Linked DNA regions of Homo sapiens: regions 1 and 3 are each linked to region 2. The links are chromatin loops, found by intact Hi-C in ENCODE. Cell type or tissue: GM12878. All regions are shown on one strand.

What was found. Peaks named below come from ENCODE experiments on the same cell type or tissue, not always from the same donor. Only the 100,000 strongest peaks of a DNase experiment are listed, where the experiment ranks them.
Region 1: it touches region 2 in a loop (4-fold over the local background); 15 of 110 quality-filtered maps call a loop at or near these places.
Region 3: it touches region 2 in a loop (4-fold over the local background); 5 of 110 quality-filtered maps call a loop at or near these places.

The regions. Positions count from the first base shown.
Region 1 is chr2:230,600,353-230,602,852 of GRCh38, reverse strand. No RefSeq gene overlaps it. Among named protein-coding and RNA genes, the nearest start is that of LINC01907, 99 kb to the left of the region's middle. RefSeq lists a silencer at 64-143 and an enhancer at 284-413. In GM12878, no CTCF peak of the experiment used is centred here; DNase peaks (open chromatin) are centred at 139 and 1,122; H3K4me3 peaks cover 1,835 bases; H3K27ac peaks cover 2,500 bases.
Region 2 is chr2:230,201,927-230,204,426 of GRCh38, reverse strand. SP110 (SP110 nuclear body protein) reads left to right here. Exons shown (of 19, transcript NM_080424.4): 9 at 1,699-1,848. It also overlaps a transcript of SP140 not described here. Among named protein-coding and RNA genes, the nearest start is that of SP110, 17 kb to the left of the region's middle. RefSeq lists an enhancer at 1,279-1,328. In GM12878, a CTCF peak has its summit at 1,382; DNase peaks (open chromatin) are centred at 986, 1,446 and 1,751; H3K4me3 peaks cover 537 bases; H3K27ac peaks cover 1,600 bases.
Region 3 is chr2:230,266,717-230,269,216 of GRCh38, reverse strand. The region is part of intron 12 of SP140 (SP140 nuclear body protein); the gene reads right to left. Among named protein-coding and RNA genes, the nearest start is that of SP140, 42 kb to the right of the region's middle. In GM12878, no CTCF peak of the experiment used is centred here; DNase peaks (open chromatin) are centred at 256 and 1,496; H3K4me3 peaks cover 550 bases; H3K27ac peaks cover 1,990 bases.

The DNA of each region.
Region 1 (2,500 bases), 400 kb before region 2:
AGGGCCTGGGCTCTCAGGTGGCTGCACTTGTGATAGCAGCTGACTTCCTGTAAGTGCACTGGTGCAGGAAGTGAGCCCTGCTTCCTGTCTGTGTTGCTGGGGGTGGGTGGGGGTGTGGGGGCGGGGAACAGAGGGGAAGCCAGGCCCTTGAACTTGAACTTTTGTCATGCAGGCACTGCAGCTGGGGGTTGGTGGCCTCCTGGAGGGTGCCTGAAAGGGACTCTGGCAGTGCAGCTCCTTCCTCGGGGCAAGAACCCTGAGCTGGGGCAGTGATTTCCCTCCCCTTGATTTCCTCACTTTTGTTTTGTTTTCTCTTTTTTTTTTGAGACGGAGTTTTGCTCTTGTCACCCAGGCTGGAGTGCAGTGGCATGATCTTGGCTCACTGCAACCTCCGCCTCCCGGGTTCAAGTGATTTTCCTGCTTCAGTTGCCCAAGTAGCTGGGATAACAGGTGTGCACCACCACGCCTGGCTAGTTTTTGTATTTTTAGTAGAGATGGGGTTTCACCATGTTGGTCAGGCTGGTCTTGAACTCCTGACCTCAAGTGATCCACTAGCCTTGGCCTCCCAAAGTGCTGGGGTTACAGGTGTGAGCCACTGTGCCTGGCCTCATATTCTCTTAAACCATTAAATTGGACGGGTGCGGTGGCTCACGCCTGTAATCCCAGCACTTTGGGAGGCCGAGTCAGGTGGATCACTTGAGGTCAGGAGTTTGAGACCAGCCTGGCCAACATGGTGAAACCTCCATCTCTCCTAAAATACAAAAATTAGCCGGACATGGTGGCGGGGCCTGTAATCCCAGCTACTGGGAAGGCGGAGGCAGGAGAATCGCTTGAACCCGGGAGGTGGAGGTTGCAGTGAGCCAAGATCATGTCACTGCACTCCAGCCTGGGACACAGAGTGAGACTCGGTCTCAAAAAACAAAAAACAAAAACCCCCAAACCCCCCAAACTATTAAGTTTTGCAGCCAAACCTCATTCGTCCTGGGTGTGGCTGAATCCAGGGAGGAGGGGAAAGCTCCATTATGCGGGCTTCAGGCCCACACCTGTGCCACTGTTTTGCCGTCACCTGAAACCAGCAGAAAAAGCAGCTCAACTGTGGCTCTGAGAAACTTCTGATATTGGTCATGACATTCATTCTCTACAAAATCCCACTCTCAACTAAGCTGAGCCTCCCTGCCCCCGCCAATTTATTTTTCTGTCCCCAGTTATGCTCAGCGCTATTGTCTGTCCCCACGCTCCAGAGAGCAGCATGTGATAGCTTAGTTGGACTAATTAACACGAAGCTCCACATTCAAATAACATGAGTCCTCTCCCATTATCATTATTATTATTATTTATTGTAGCAAAGTATACATAATAGTTATCATTTCATTGTTAATATATATGACTATTTAGCATTATCAATTTCTCATTTAGTCATTTGTAAGTGTGCAATTCAGTGGTATTAAATACATTCACAATACATTCGTGTAAACGTCACCACTATTTCCAAAACTTTTTTGTCATTCCCAATGTAAACTCTCTACCCGTTATACAAATAACACCACATTCCTTCCCCCTCCTCCCATCCCCTGGTGACCTCGATTCTATTCTCTGTTTCTATGAATTTGCTTATTCTAGGTACCTCAGATCAGTGGAATCACACATTTGTCCTTCCATGTCTGGCTACTTTCACTTAGCCCAGTGTTTTCAAGGTCCATCTACACTGCAGCACATATCAATATTTTATTCCCTTTTCATGGCTGAATACCATGCCATTGTGCATGGCCACTGAATGCTCTTGTAAACATGGGTATGCAAATATCCAAGGTAATGCTTTCACTTTTTACGGCTATACCGTATAACTAGAAGTGTTGGGATTTATAGGGTTAAGCCACTGTGCCTGTCCTTAATTTACTTTGGATATATACCCGGTAGTGGGAATTGATGGATCCTATGGTAGTTTTTTTTTTTTTTTTTTTTTTTGAGACTGAGTCTTGCTCTGTCACCCAGGCTGGAGTGCAGTGGTGCGATCTCGGCTCTCTGCAACCTCTGCCTTCCGAGTTCAAATGGTTCTCCTACCTCAGCCTCCCGAGTAGGTGGGACTACAGGTGCATGCCACCACGCCTGGCTAATTTTTATATTTTCAGTACAGATGGGCATTTCACCGTGTTGGTCAGGCTGGTCTGAAACTCCTGCCTTGGCCTCCCAAAGTGCTGAGATTACAGACCTGAGCCACCGTGCCCCGCCCGTATTTTTTATTTTTTGAAGAACCTTCACGCTGTTTTTCAGAATGGCTGCAGGAATTTACATTCCCACCAACAACATTTAAGTGTTTTCTTTTCTTTACATCCTTGCCAACACTTGTTATCTTTTGACCTTTTGGTGATAGCCATCTAACAGGTGTGAGATGATATCTCATTGTGGTTTTGACTAGCATTTCCCCGATGTTTAGTAATGTTGAGCACCTTTTCATAAACCCCTTAACCATTTGTATATCTTTTTTGGAAAAATGTCTATT
Region 2 (2,500 bases):
ATCCCATATTTAGGGCAGACATACGTACTCTGCACACCCCGTGGCCAGCAGCCCAGTAGTGAGATGCCCACTCTCACAATGCTCTACACGTTATAGGATTAGGGAGACAGGGAATGTCTATGCAACTATACAATTATGAACACTCCCTGGTCAGAGAAGTGACTTTGTTAGAGAGGGGAAACCTCTGGAGTCAGTGTCAGATGGTCAGTTCTGTTGAGGTAACTCTGACCTTTTGACATCTCTCTGCCAAGCTACCGAAAGGAGTAGACTCCAGTCCCTTCCAGATTTGCCTTTCTTCATATTGTATTTAAATGAAATTTTTCAGGTTTTTTAAAAGAATCGTTTTATTTTAAATGTGACAGATGATGTGCTTTTAATTTTCTTTTTTCCAATTTTCCAATTTTTTACCTGGGTAAAATACACATGACATAAAATTTATCATCTCAACCATTTTTAGGTGCATAGCTCAATGGTATTAAAATACATTCACAATGTTGTGCAACCATCACCACCATCCATCTCCAGGACTCTTTTATCTTGTAAAACTAAAACCCTGTACCCATTAAACAACTCCCCATTCCTCCCTGCCCGCAGCCCAACAGAGATATTTTTAAGAGTCATATTATTTTACATTTAATTAATCAGCTTTATTTTTTACAAAACAAAACACATAAAAAGATGTTTCAAAATTGTAAGAGAAAAATATATATAGTAGTGCTGAAAATATACATACCACACTCTCATATTTTCTGTAAGTGTTCTCATCTCCGAAACCCTCCTTTAGTTATGCAGAAAAAAAACCCTAAACTTGGCAATGAAAGGCAAGTTTTAGGCTCTATCAGGCTGCCCCACCTCTTCTGGATAAATATTCAGTAACTTCCGTGTTTGAACTTCCCGCCAGCCCTGGGTCCCACCGGGCTTTCGCTTCCGCCCCCTCTTAAGGGTTCACCCATGCCTTTTCCTCCGGAAGTGGCCTGCGGATATCACCGCACTTGCGTGCGGGAAGCATGGCTGCACACTCTGTGTCCTTTCTAACCTGCAGAGAAACGTTCTTGTTCAACAGGACAGCGGTCATCCTGTGGGATCAGCTTCTAAAGTCAACAGCCGGTGAAAATTGTGTTCTTTTTCCACAATGAAGCAAACTCACCTCTGCACCCTCTGGCATTGCACCTCCTCTGGGTCTCAGCCTCACCTTCCATCTCTCCCTCATGGTAGCCGCCTTCTTGGCAGGGTCCTTCCCTCTCAGTTTTTTTAATACCTTGCACTTTGCCCACTGAAGGCACCTAGAAACTTTTGGAAATCTCTTGTACCACACACAGGCCGTGGGGGAACCTGGAGAGGTGCTTTATAAGACACCTCCTCTCCACCTAGACGAGACTGTGTGGCCACCTCGTGGTGCAGGCCGACACAAACGAAAATCAGGAAATAAGCTCTAGGATTTCCCCAGCTTTATCTAGTTGATTGCAACAGGTCATACCAGGAGTGAAAGCAGATGGTAATTTGGGGAGGCAAAGAAAGGTACACATAAGAAGAAGGATATAATTATAGAGAAGTAGGAGGAGAAAAGTGAGGTACAGGGGTACAGAGATCTGAAAGAGTGGGAGTTAGGGGCATGAGAAGGGAAGTCACTGATTGGGACTGTAGGAGGCTCACTGAAGACCCCAATTTAAACTATTAACAAGTCATTATTTGGTCCAGGGACAGCCTCATCTAGACACGGAATCCAAAAGAAGCTCAAAAGGGTGGATCAGGTTCCTCAAAAGAAAGATGACTCAACTTGTAACTCCACGGTAGAGACAAGGGCCCAAAAGGCGAGAACTGAATGTGCCCGAAAGTCGAGATCAGAGGGTAAGGCTGATGATGGAATCTGCCATTTGAATGGCTCAGTGTGGGAGGGTCTCTCCTGAAGCAGGTACAGAGTTAAGTAGATATGTAAAGTCAATAGTAAAAGGAAAAAGTACAGAGAATGAGGATGGGGTATAACAAGAGGAACAAAGAGAGCAAGCATCTGTTGCATCTGAAAAGTTTTGTGGAAGAAACAGACGTGTTCACAGGGACAGCTGTGGCCTGGGGCAGCAGCTCTCAAATTTTTTGGTCTCAGGACTCCTTTATGCTCTCAAAAATTATTGAGGACCCTAAGGAGCTTCTGTTTATGTTGTTTATGTCTATCTACATGTACCTGATTAGAAATTAAAACTAATAATTTTAAAATATTAATTCATGTAAAAGTAACAATAATAAACCAATTGCCTGTTAACATAAATAGCATTATTTTATGAAAAGTAAATATATTTTCTAAAACAAAAAAAATTAGTGAAAAGAGTGACATCATTTTATGTTTGTGCAAATCTCTTTGATTGTGAGTGAGCTTTATAAAAAGACAGCTGGATTCCTACAACTGTTTCTGCATTCAGTTGTGATATGTTGCTTTGATTGAAGGATAGAAAGAAAATCTGGCCTTACACAGATATCTAGTTTAAAAGGGTGAGGTAATTTAACA
Region 3 (2,500 bases), 65 kb before region 2:
CAATTGGCCACTGACTACTTATATCCCCAGTCACATTTCTGAAAGCGAGCCCATTACTGGCAGTTCTACATATCTGAAGCCCAGCCAGTCAGCAACACCCCCTCCACAAAGCCTGCATTGATGGCCAAATGCTAAATTACTCATAAACACTCCTGTTTCTGAAGGTCTGGAGTCCCTACACAATATGCTTCCTAAAACTCTCTATAAAACTGCAGTTTCCTTTTCTATAGAGACTGTGTCTTACAAGCACAGGGCCTCCTCCCACTAGGTGCCTTGCTTAGCTAGGAATAAATCAGCTTTTAGTTTCAGATTATGAGTAGTAGCCTAGCCCTTCAAAAATTGGAGTTCCTGCCGAGATTATCTTGAAGATTCTTGCTGGGGAGTGTCCTGTGGGACCCTTGGAACCACAGGCATGAATCTCAGGCCACTGTGTCCAGCTCAGGTCATTTTTCTGACCTACTGCCAAGTGAATCTTTCTCAACAACAACTCGAACTCTGACTTGTTTCACTGAGCTCCTAGTTCTGAATTTATCTTATTTAAACATGGGTATACAATTAGATACAATTAGATATTTTCAGTTGGAAGTACACCACTTAGCAAACATTTTCTCAATTAATGTGCTTATTTACTTATTTACTTGTTTCACTACTTCATCTACTGTTACCTTTCTTTTGTCTTTTTTTTTTTTTTTAGACAGAGTTTCACTCTTGTCGCCCAGGCTGGAGTGCAACCGCGTAATCTCGGCTCACTGCAACCTCCGCCTCCTGGGTTCAAGAGATTCTCCTGTCTCAGCCTCCCAAAGTAGCTGGGATTACAGGTGCCTGCCACCACGCCTGGCTAATTTTTGTAATTTTAGTAGAGAGGGGATTTCTCCATGTTGGCCAGGCTGGTCTCGAACTCCTGACCTCAGGTGATCCACTCATCTCGGCCTCCCAAAGTGCTGGGATTATAGGCATGAGCCACCACACCCGGCCTCTTCTGTCTATTTTTAAAAAGTCTTATCTCTGCCAGGCATGGTGGCTTATGCCTGTTAATAGGTCATATTACAGGCAGATGGCTTGAGCTCAGGAATTCTAGACTATCCTGGGCAACATAGCAAAACCCCACCAAAAAAACAAAAAGTCTTATTTCATGTGTGCTTGTTCCTGATTTTCCTGTGCTTTCTGAATGTTAGAAGACAGTGATCCAAAGCAAACAGCTGGTGGTCAAGGTCTGATAAGTCCTCAATTCAAGCCAGCCCCTAAAACTAATGGATGTGGGTCCATTAGACAGTAGCCAAACTGTGCAAAGATGTTCGGTCACATTTTTTCTTGGGTCCCTCATCAAAACCTTCATGAGGGCACCTAGTGTCTTGTCAATTTGTGAAAGAAAATCATTTTGTTTAGTATGTAATCTGGAGTCAACTACAATCATGTAATTAATCATATGTCCCCTTTTCAGTTTCTGCTTCATTCATGTGGAACACACCATTCACACTTATACTGAAATATAGTGGCCTCTTTGCTGTTTGTCACGGGATTGTCTTTGCCAAAGCCATAATCTCCCCGACAAAATGTTCACTTCCTCTGTATACTTTCATCATGATTCTAACTCTTGTACTTTTCTTAATAACTGGCAAAATTTTCCCTAAAATGACTCTGGCTTGCAATGGGGAGGTTTTGTCATGTCCAAAGTAAGTAACACATTTGACAAGTAGGTCTATAAAAGAAGAGAAAAAAATCACTGAATGTTTCCACATCTCAACCAGTAATCTATTACTTTCAGACCATTATCTGAGGAACACTGTTTTCAACAAAACCTCTATAAATGTAATAGGTAGGGATCTATTCTGCAAATAGAACTACCAGATTAAAGGTTCAGAAGAAGGACTAATTTTAGAAGTCCTGGAAAATTCTCTGACACATGATCTATGTATAGTTGACCTGACCATTAGTATACCTACACTACGGATGATTTGAGGTCTGCAAGCAATAAACAAAATAGGTATACCTCACTTCCCTGTACCTCCTAACCAGATTACTACAATCTCTTCAGTCTCACCTAAAGCCAAAATTTTTAATATATTTATGTTCAGCTTTGTTTAATGTCTCACTTGATAAAGATAAATATTATTTGCTTGGGAAAATCAGTGGCTTATCTGGACAGTTATTTTCTAGGAATTTCCTTGACGATAGGCAGAATTCTAAGATGGCCCCCAAATATTTCTTTCCCTAATCCTGAGGACTGTGAACATAATGAGATATTACTTCCATAATTACCTTATGTGATATGGCAGAGCTGTCCTTAAGAGAGACTAATAGAGTGGATCTGGTTTAACCTTATGAGCCTTTTAAGAGCAGGGAGTTTTCTCTAGCCAGCAGCAGAAGAGGAAGTCAGAGATTCAAAGTGTGAGAAGGATTCCACACAAGATTGCTGGCTTCAAGATGGAGGGGCAATGTATTAAGGAATATGATTGGCTTCCAGGAGCTGAGAGTGGTCCGTGACCAACAACCAGCAACA